Linked DNA regions of Homo sapiens: region 1 is linked to region 2. The links are chromatin contacts, found by Hi-C in ENCODE. All regions are on one chromosome and are shown on one strand. Each heading gives the region's core, a stretch centred on a gene start or an enhancer-like site at or near the end of the contact. The rest is flanking DNA. Distances are from core to core; before and after follow the strand shown. Region 1 overlaps SBF2 (SET binding factor 2). Region 2 has its middle 39 kb from the start of WEE1.

Region 1 (4,551 bases), core at 92-2,591, 250 kb before region 2:
TGGTCCTTACAGTAAAGGACTAAAAAATGAAGGAGGAAAAAGTGTGTAATCCATGTCCCAAGTGTCTTCATGCAGAGTATAGAAGGAGCTTGTGATTCAGTGTGTGTGGCTTCTGCTTACGCACTCACAAAACCACACACATTTTGTTCATGATTTCCCATAGGTAGACAGTAACTGTTTCTTAAATGAGCAGATAGGCATAATGAAATCCAACAATGATCCCTGTGCACCCTCAAAGAACTCCTGATTTTTGCTTCATAGCCACAACTTACAGCCACTTAATAGGGAGAATTGAGGTTATAGCCAGTTACCTCAGCAGCAGTAACACAGTCCTATCTTGAAAGGGTCTTACAGATGGCATGTAGTACACAGAGACTCTTTAAGGCAAAATCACAACCACCCAGCTTCTAACTACACAGGTACTACATTTCGTGGTATGCAGTTCTAGACCAAAAAGGAGATTAGCATGTATTGAGCGTGTAATTTTTACCAGATGTCTTATATATCTGGTATACGTCCCTAAGAAATGAACCAACTTTTGTTGTGTAACAGTTATATAACCTTAGTAATCATCTTCAGTGTCCAGCATTTCAGGAGAAGACACTCAGCTTATTAAATTGCTTCGAAAGAAAACTTATCAGAAACTTTAGTTCTACTCACAGAAAACAGATGAACTCAATTCCAAAGAATAAAATGGGCCAAAAAATGTTTATTGAAAATGGTACCTACTCTTTCTTGGAAAATTATGAATTTTTAAAAATTTGAAACATCCTTAGCTTTTAGAGGTGGCAGAAATAGTTTTGGAAAGTTGACTCAAGTCACTAACTGAAATTTGGCAATGTAAATTATCATTAAAATTTAAAATGCAATGTTATACAAGTTTTTTTCAGAGGTTCCAAGGTAGAATATTACTTTGGGAAACAAAATCATAAAGTGAGGGGAAAACAGAAGTGCTAATTGGCAGTTAATTTGGCATTTCATTTATTTTGATTTACTTTCAGTTCTTTTGAAAGACAATTTGGTGTTATAAAAAGAGCAGGGGTTTTGGAACTAAACAAACTTAAATATATATGAAGTGCCTTCTAAATGCCTGCAGAGTTCATTTTCCTTCCCTCTGTTGTTAATCACCTCTTAAGTTTACTCTTACGCTGAAACCCAGCAGGAAGTCCCTGAAAGGAAGGAGGTTTGGTTTGTGTTTATCTTTCCCTGCACAAATTTGGTTACCAGAAAATGCCCTTGAAGCCCAGGGCAGTCTTCTAGAGAGTATGTGAGCCAGGCAACAGCTTTGGCGGGGAGGTAATGGGCTGGAATGAGCAGTAGGAAAAGTGCAGTTCTCCTGAGTCCCTAATTCATGCTATATCCTCATTCTGTGTGTAAGGCCAAGCTGTAGGTTCACTCATATTTCAGTTGCTGTCTCTTTAAAAAGAGTACCCTAAAGCCATAGAAGAAATGTTAAATTATCTGGAGTTTTATGTTTACATCGTGATGGATTTTATTATATGCCCTAATTGTAATAATATTCACTAAACCTACAGTGCCTCCTTTTCCTGTATTTTCTAATTGATATAATAACAGCTTTGATTTTTAGCTGTTACTAAAATACCCATTTTGATAAAGTGACTGAGACTCTCAAGGATCCAACAGCAAGCCCACAGTTGCCAGTTAAAAAGGAGTAAGTTGCTGATTGCTAAGCCTGTACTACCATACGATATTCTTTAGAGAAATCCTTTGATCTCATCTATGATTAACTGTGGCCCCTGTGACCTTATGAACTGTTATAATTCTGCCAGCCCCATGATGATGTATTTTGTGTGTTCTCACAGAAACTTGCCCCTGGAGTCAGCCAGTTTGCTTACACGTGTGTACAAGACCACCCCATTTGGACAAATCAGCAATTTTGGGAGACAACCTTTTACAATGCAGTGCAGGAACAGGTTCGCTCCCTTTATCTCTCAGCCAAGGAAGACAATCATGCCCCGCATCTGAAGCAAAAGGTAAGAGAGAAGAAAAGAACTCTAATTGTGTGGGATTAGGATTCTGGCTTTAAGGAAAGCAGATGTTCCCAGGGCAAAAAAAACTCTAGCTACTTCCTGCCAGTGTATTTGGGTTTTATTTAGGGAGCCCTGTGATATCTTTCCTCTGTTGATTTCAGACATTATGTTTTTCCATAATAACTTCTTAATACAGTTCTTCAGCACTAGGATTGTTTTAATATACTTTAATAAATAAGAATTTCCTGGAAATGACTATAGGAAGTTGAATAGAAAGAACAAACCTAAAATAACAGGCATACTTCTCTATGCAACTAACTTCCCTGGAGGAATGTCAAATTAAAGTTAATTAACTCCAAAATAAATGTAAAATTTGGTAGTTGTATTAAAAAAATGCCAGTAATAAATCTAGGTCTTCTTCTAGGAATATTCTACATGTTTCTCTATGTTTTATCAGCATAAAATATTTTTATGAAAAATATCAAAAAAATTTAAAAATCAAGAAAATTGTTTTTAATTTGAAAGAGTAGTTTTAAATACTCTGAAAGTTTAAAACATCATTTACTAGCTCTCTGGTTTGGGGCAAGTCATGTTACTTCACTGTGCCTTATATCTTCACTGGTAAAATGGATATGATTATTATGAGATTTTAGTGTCTCATATATAAAGTGCATTGAAGAGTACATGGTATGCAGTAATAATAAGTGTTAGAAACTATCATCCTCATGAATTGAACTTAAAGCAGCCTTAACGGCTGATTATCATTCTACTCCAGAAATTTACTGGGCTTCGGGGGTGCTTTTGATCATTTTTTAAGCAGATGTAATGTTAATATTGACACATCTCGAAAGCATTCATAGAGCAAACACATGTCACTGCTTCTTTGTCAGCCATTCTAAAGAAGTCTATCCCGGAGCCAGCCCTAGGTTAGGTACAAGTGAGACCATAGACATACCAGCTCTTCACAAGCTATAAGGTGCTTTGCTGCTGCTTCCTGAGGTTTGTCACATAGTTCCACTCAAGGCCTGTTGGATCTGGGAAAGAAGACTAGGTTTTGTTTTGTGGTTGTTATGTTATGTTTATGTTTTCATTTTTGCTGATTTAAGCATTTAATAGAATAGTTATTTAAAACATCTATGTTAGGCCGGGCGCGGTTGCTCACGCCTGTAATCCCAGCACTTTGGGAGGCCGAGGCGGGCTGATCACAAGGTCAGGAGATCGAGACCATCCTGGCTAACATGGTGAAACCCCGTCTCTACTAAAAATACAAAAAATTAGCTGGGCGTGGTGGCAGGTGACTGTAGTCCCAGCTACTCGGGAGGCTGAGGCAGGAGAATGGCGTGAACCTGGGAGGCAGAGCTTGCAGTGAGCCAAGATCGTGCCACTGCACTCCAGCCTGGGTGACAGAGCGAGACTCCGTCTCAAAAAAAAAAAAAAAAAAAATCTATGTTTTTTAAGCTCACCTGAAGTGATGGTTCTCTTTTGGATTGTGTTGCTTTATTTTTTAGGATAAGCTTCCTGATGACCATTATCAGGAGAAGACAGCAATGGACCTGGCAGCTGAGCAACTACGCCTTTGGCCTACCCTGAGCAAGTCAACTCAGCAAGAGCTAGTGCAACATGAGGAAAGCACTGTCTTTAGTCAGGCCATTCACTTTGCAAACCTCATGGTGAACCTGCTAGTTCCACTCGACACAAGTAAAAACAAGCTCCTAAGAACATCAGCGCCAGGTGACTGGGAGAGCGGAAGCAACAGCATTGTCACAAACAGGTACCAAAATGTGAACACACAGACCCTCCTCCTACTCTTCTTGGGGCCAGTCTTGGCTTGACAGATAATATTAAACATTTTGAGCAAATACTGCTGTACATATTTCAAAAGTTAACCATTTTTCCTCACCTTTGGACTTGCTCAGCTTTTCTTTCTAAAAGATTCACTTCATCCTACTATTCTTAACCACTTCCCACACTTTCTTCTTTTTTATGACCTAATTTTTCCAAATGTCTCACCCATTACTGATCCAGCCCTTCAGTTACTGTCTGCCAAAGCAATTTACAGAAATCATTCCAAAGAAATTAGTGAGCACCTTCTTGCAAAAGTGGCTGTTTGTTTCTCAGCCCTCCTTTTCCTCAACCTTGTAGTCATACCCTCAACCATGCCTTCCTCTCTACCCTCCAGTAACTTCTCATACCACTGAAACTAAAACCCAGTGTTTACCATGGCCTGCAAGGCCTAACGGAATCCGTCCTCTGGCTACTGCTCTGACCCCCTATTTCCTATCACTCTTCTGTCAACCAAACTGGTCTCCCTGCTCATGCTAATCCTCAGACACTCCAAGCATATTCCTGCCTCACATCCTTTGTACTGGTATTTTCATTCTGGAATATTCTCACCTAAACAGGCCAAGAATCACTTCCTCACTTTATTTAGGTCTCTGCTCAAATGTTACTTGCCTCAAGAAGCCCTCCTGACTTCTGCATCTTAATAATACCTCTCCCTCTCCTACTTTGCATTGTCTTTCATGTCATTTTTTACAACCTGATTTATTTTCATATGTTT
Region 2 (4,462 bases), core at 82-2,581:
TATGTGATCTCCAGAGGACCAGTAAATGCCTGTGCAAGCCAAGGAACACGTTAAAAAGAATCCCCTATCCCTGCAACAAAGCCCGAAAGGGATTCTACTGGGACAGTTGCTCGGTCCCAGGGCCCAGGCATTGGAGAGAGCCTCGCTCCAGAGACTCTGTGGCCCCACCGGAGCCGGTGCCGGCTTTTAGGGGTTTTCTCACGGAAATGTTCAGCTGCCGGTGAGTTCACGTGCATTTAAGTTTTATTCTCCAGTTAGGACCGGGTTTTCCAGATGTGGGTTGTCAGCGCGTGCCCAGTAACCAGCTTGCGCCCAGGTGCGAAACGCAGTCATTGGGTCTCTCCGGGTGTGCGTCCTGGGTGGAGCCCCAGGGGCCCCGGCGTGGGTGGCCGTCCTGCTCCGCGGGTACCCGCGGAATGCCCTGCCCGCATGCTCCCTCTGCTGGGCGCGCCTCGGCGCCTTCCGGGTGCACGGCCCTGCCCAGGAGCGGCGCGTGGGGCCCCGGGTCTGCGGATGAATGGGGAGATAGCGAGGGGAGGGGCGCACAGCACAGCCCACTCCCCCTTACCCACGCCTCCAGAACAGTCCTACCCCTAGCCCCAACACCTCCTTCTATCCCCGCCCCGCTCTCCCCAGACGCTCTTAATCTGATTGAGACTTCGGCACGTAAACGCGGTTCTAGGAGCCCGGACTGGCTCAGTGCACGACTTATCAGAAACTTACCCGTATCTAACACACAATAGATTCGTGCACATCTGTTGAATAAAGAAGAGTTTGTTTTTCGTGTTTGAACCGTGTCTGCTTCAATAACGCTTCCTGCAGTGGTCCTTTTTAGGAGGGGTACAGTGAGTGGTATACTGCGAGGGAAGCGGGACAAGGAGGCAAAGGGAAGGGAAACAGGCGGGCCCAGAGAGCAGCTTCCGAGTGACCTGGAAAATCAGCGCCCAGAACTCATCTAGACACAGAGGCTCGGTGCCATGGCATTCCGCGCTGACTGCCAGAACCGCGGGCCGCGGAGCCAGCACTGTGCCGGCAACGTGGTGGGGCGAATGCCCTGGGGTCGGAGAGGTGGAAAGGCCCGAAAGGAAGAGCCCAGAAGGGGACAGTCCCCACCCAACGGCAGGGTAAAGGCCCGTCTCTACTGGTTACTAGAGACGTGGAACCCAGGAAGCTCGAGGCCCCAGGAAACCGGCATAGAAGGAGGCCTGTCAAAGGGGCCCCGAATCCTCCCGCAGGGACAGAGCGACACGTCCACCCGGGCTCGGAGGACTAACACCAGGAGTCCCCTGAGGCCCTGCCCCAGGCTTCCCAGGTTGTGGGGACACCAGCTGCCTGCAGGGGGCGGGATGTTCCTTTGGCGCTGCTGGGCAGTGACTAAGAGCAGAAACAAAAATAGAAGCTGAGATCAACGGAAAGGAATGAGACTGAACAAACACACGCATTAATCCTGATGGGATACATAGTAAAATAACATTCCCAAACACGGCAGTAAGAAAAGATGAACTATGTAAAGAATGCGCAGATAAATGAATGAAAATTTGGAGGACAAAAATGTGTTTCACATCGTATTTCAAAATAAACACCAAGTGGATTAAAGTGCTAAATATTTTAAAGAACAGCCATAGAAACTATATATTTAATAGGATAAGGCAGTTATATTTATGGATAAACGTCAGCGTTCTCAAAACTTTGAAACAACAGAAGAAACAACAAAGGAAGACTAACGTTCAAAAATACAAAAACTGGACAGAATTTTAAAAAGACAACAGATTGAGAAAAATGTCTGCACCAAGTGACAAGCAAATACTACCTGAAATGTATAAAAGCTTGTTTATAGGCCAGGTGCAGTGGCTCACGCCTGTAATCCCAGCACTTTAGGAGGCCAAGGCGGGTGGATCAACTGAGGTCAGGAGTTCGAGACCAGCCTGGCCAACATGGTGAAAGCCCCGTCTCTACTAAAAATACAAAAATTAGTTGGGTGTGGTGGCACACGCCTGTAGTCCCAGTTACTTGGGTGGCTGAGGCAGGAGAATCGCTTGAACCCGGGAGGCGGAGGTTGCAGTGAGCCGAGATCGCACCACTGAACTCCAGCCTGGGTGACAGAGCAAGATTCCATCCCCCCCACCCAAAAAAAGCTTGTTTATATATATAAAAACAATCAAGGTACCAATTGCTAAATAGACAAAGAAGGTAAACATGCACTGTAATTCACAATAAGAAATAAAAGTCATACCCAAGTGCATGGGGAAAACGTTCATTGATAATCAGAAACTTTAAACTTAAAACAGTTATGACATAACACCTTACATCTACTAAAGTAGCAAAAATGTTTTAAAATTATAATGCAGGCTGGATGCAGTGGCTCATGCCTGTAATATCAGTTCACTGGGGGCCAAGGCAGGAGGTTCCCTTGAGGCCAGGAGTTGGAGACCAGCCTGGGCAACAGAGTGAGACCCTGTCACTACAAAAAATTTAAAAATTAGTCCAGCATGGTGCTGTGCTCTAGTAGTCTTAGCTACTTGGGAGGCTGAGGTGGGAGGATCCCTTTAAGCCTGAGAGTTACAGTGAGCTATGATCACACCAGTGCACTCCAACCTGGGCAATAGTGAGACGCTGTTTCTGTAAAAATAAATAGAAAAAAATATAATAGAAAAACAGAAAAAAAATAATGCATAATGTTAGCAGCATGGTAAAATAATAGTCACCATTGCTTCATACAACTCTATCTGGTTTTTTTGAGACGGAGTCTTGCTCTGTTGCACAGGCTAGAGTGCAGTGTTGCCTCACTGCAACCTCTGCCTCCCAGGTTCAAGTGATTCTCCTGTCTCAGCCTCCTGAGTAGCTGGGACTATAGGCACATGTCACCACACCTTGCTAATTTTTGTATTTTTAGTAGAGATGGGGTTTTACCATATTTATCAGGCTGGTCTCAAACTCCACTGCTCTGTTGCCCAGGCTGGAATGCAGTGGCGCAATCTCGGCTCACTGCAACCTCCGCCTCCCAGGTTCAAGCAATTCTCCTGCCTTAGCCTCCCAAGTAGCTGGGACTACAGGCGCGTGACATCACACCCAGCTAATTTTTATGTTTTCAGTAGAGACAGGGTTTCGCCATGTGATCCACCCACCTTGGCCTCCCAAAGTGCTGGGATTACAGGTGTGAGCCACCGCGCCCGGCCCATACAACTCTTTTGAATAGCAATATAGTGATCTTCATTTATTCAACAAACAGCTATTAGGGAGTTCCTATTGCAGATTAAATACTACTGTAAGATCTCACTATAATGGAGGGAAGAGACAACAAAGAAACAAATATACATGATGCAAGGTGGTGGTAGCGGTAGGAAGAAAAATAGAACCATGAGCAATGGGACGTGCTAATTGCATCAGCTTGGTTAGTCAGGGTAAGCCTCCCTGATAAGATGACATTTGAACAGAGCAACACGAATGAAGTGAGGGAGCAAACCTCATTCACACCTGTGGGAAGAGTGATCCAGGCAAAGGGAACAGAAAATATAGTGACCTTGAGGCAAGATCATACTGTAGTAGAACATCAACTGATTGCCTTTTAACCATGCACACAGTAACACGGAAGAAATGTTTAAATTAACTTACTTTATATACATATTAAGACCCACAAGAAATGTATTAAGCAGAAGCAATATAGTCAAATACCTGTTTCTTATCTTAACTAAACAAAAACTTAACCTCAGTGGAAGGTGACATTGCCAAAAGTTTGCTTCACCCCATCCTCTTCTCAAAGCTAGAGTCTGCCAGACATGAAATGTTATGTCTTCATTTGCAGCATGCTCAGTCCTTTTCTAAATAATATCTAAACATGTGAATTAAAGTACTGTCACAGCTCAGAAAAACGGTCATCACAATAAAGGCAAAAAGTCTTGAGTGGGATTATCCAGTTTTGTAGTTTTTTTGTTTTTTGTTTTTTGTTTTTTTTTTTTTCTGAGACAGAGTCTTGCTCTGTCGCCCAGCCTGGAATGCAATGGCGCGATCTCAGCTCACTGCAACCTCCACCTCCCGGGTTCAAGCGATTCAGCCTCCCAAGTAGCTAGGATTACTGGCACCTGCCACCATGCCCGGCTAATTTTTGTATTTTTAGTAGAGGCAGGGTTTCACCATGTTGGCCAGGCTGGTCTCAAACTCCTGACCTCAAGTGATCCACCCGCCTCAGCCTCCCAAGGTGCTGGGATTACAAGCGTGAGCCACTGCACCCAGCCAGTTTTGTAGTTTTAATTACCATCACTTTTCTAGTGAGCCTCAAATAAATCCCTAACCTGAACCTCAACCCTGAACTCCAGACTCAGATATGCACCTGTCTTCTTGACCTCTCCACTTAGATGTCTGATAGGCACTGCAAATTTAAATGTCCCAGCTGGGCACCATGGCCCACACCTGTAATCTCATCACTGTGGGAGGCAGAGGCGAGCAGATCCCTTGAGTTTAGGAG

Evidence for each region. Hi-C counts contacts between places; a loop is a spot of excess contacts on that map. Pooled maps may share reads with other maps.
Region 1: a loop to region 2 is called in a map of endothelial cell of umbilical vein, with 4 times the contacts of the local background. The contact joins two enhancer-like sites. A Hi-C loop is called at or near these places in 3 of 168 maps with a recorded cell type or tissue (OCI-LY7, Ramos and endothelial cell of umbilical vein), 3 of 37 single-sample maps with no recorded cell type and 13 of 50 pooled maps.

What each region holds. Positions count from the first base shown.
Region 1 is chr11:9,855,669-9,860,219 of GRCh38, reverse strand. SBF2 (SET binding factor 2) reads left to right here. Exons shown (of 40, transcript NM_030962.4): 18 at 1,824-1,994; 19 at 3,500-3,762. All of the region lies in intron 1 of LOC101928008 (a long non-coding RNA gene), which reads right to left. Among named protein-coding and RNA genes, the nearest start is that of LINC02709, 98 kb to the right of the region's middle. RefSeq lists an enhancer at 4,313-4,412. Within about 2 kb of position 1,341, at least 4 of the 41 ENCODE cell types and tissues checked have a DNase peak (open chromatin) inside an H3K27ac peak, as active enhancers do; they include OCI-LY7 and endothelial cell of umbilical vein, where a contact is called at or near this core.
Region 2 is chr11:9,610,225-9,614,686 of GRCh38, reverse strand. No RefSeq gene overlaps it. Among named protein-coding and RNA genes, the nearest start is that of WEE1, 39 kb to the right of the region's middle. RefSeq lists a silencer at 296-675 and enhancers at 776-1,465, 4,010-4,462. Within about 2 kb of position 1,331, at least 41 of the 41 ENCODE cell types and tissues checked have a DNase peak (open chromatin) inside an H3K27ac peak, as active enhancers do; they include OCI-LY7 and endothelial cell of umbilical vein, where a contact is called at or near this core.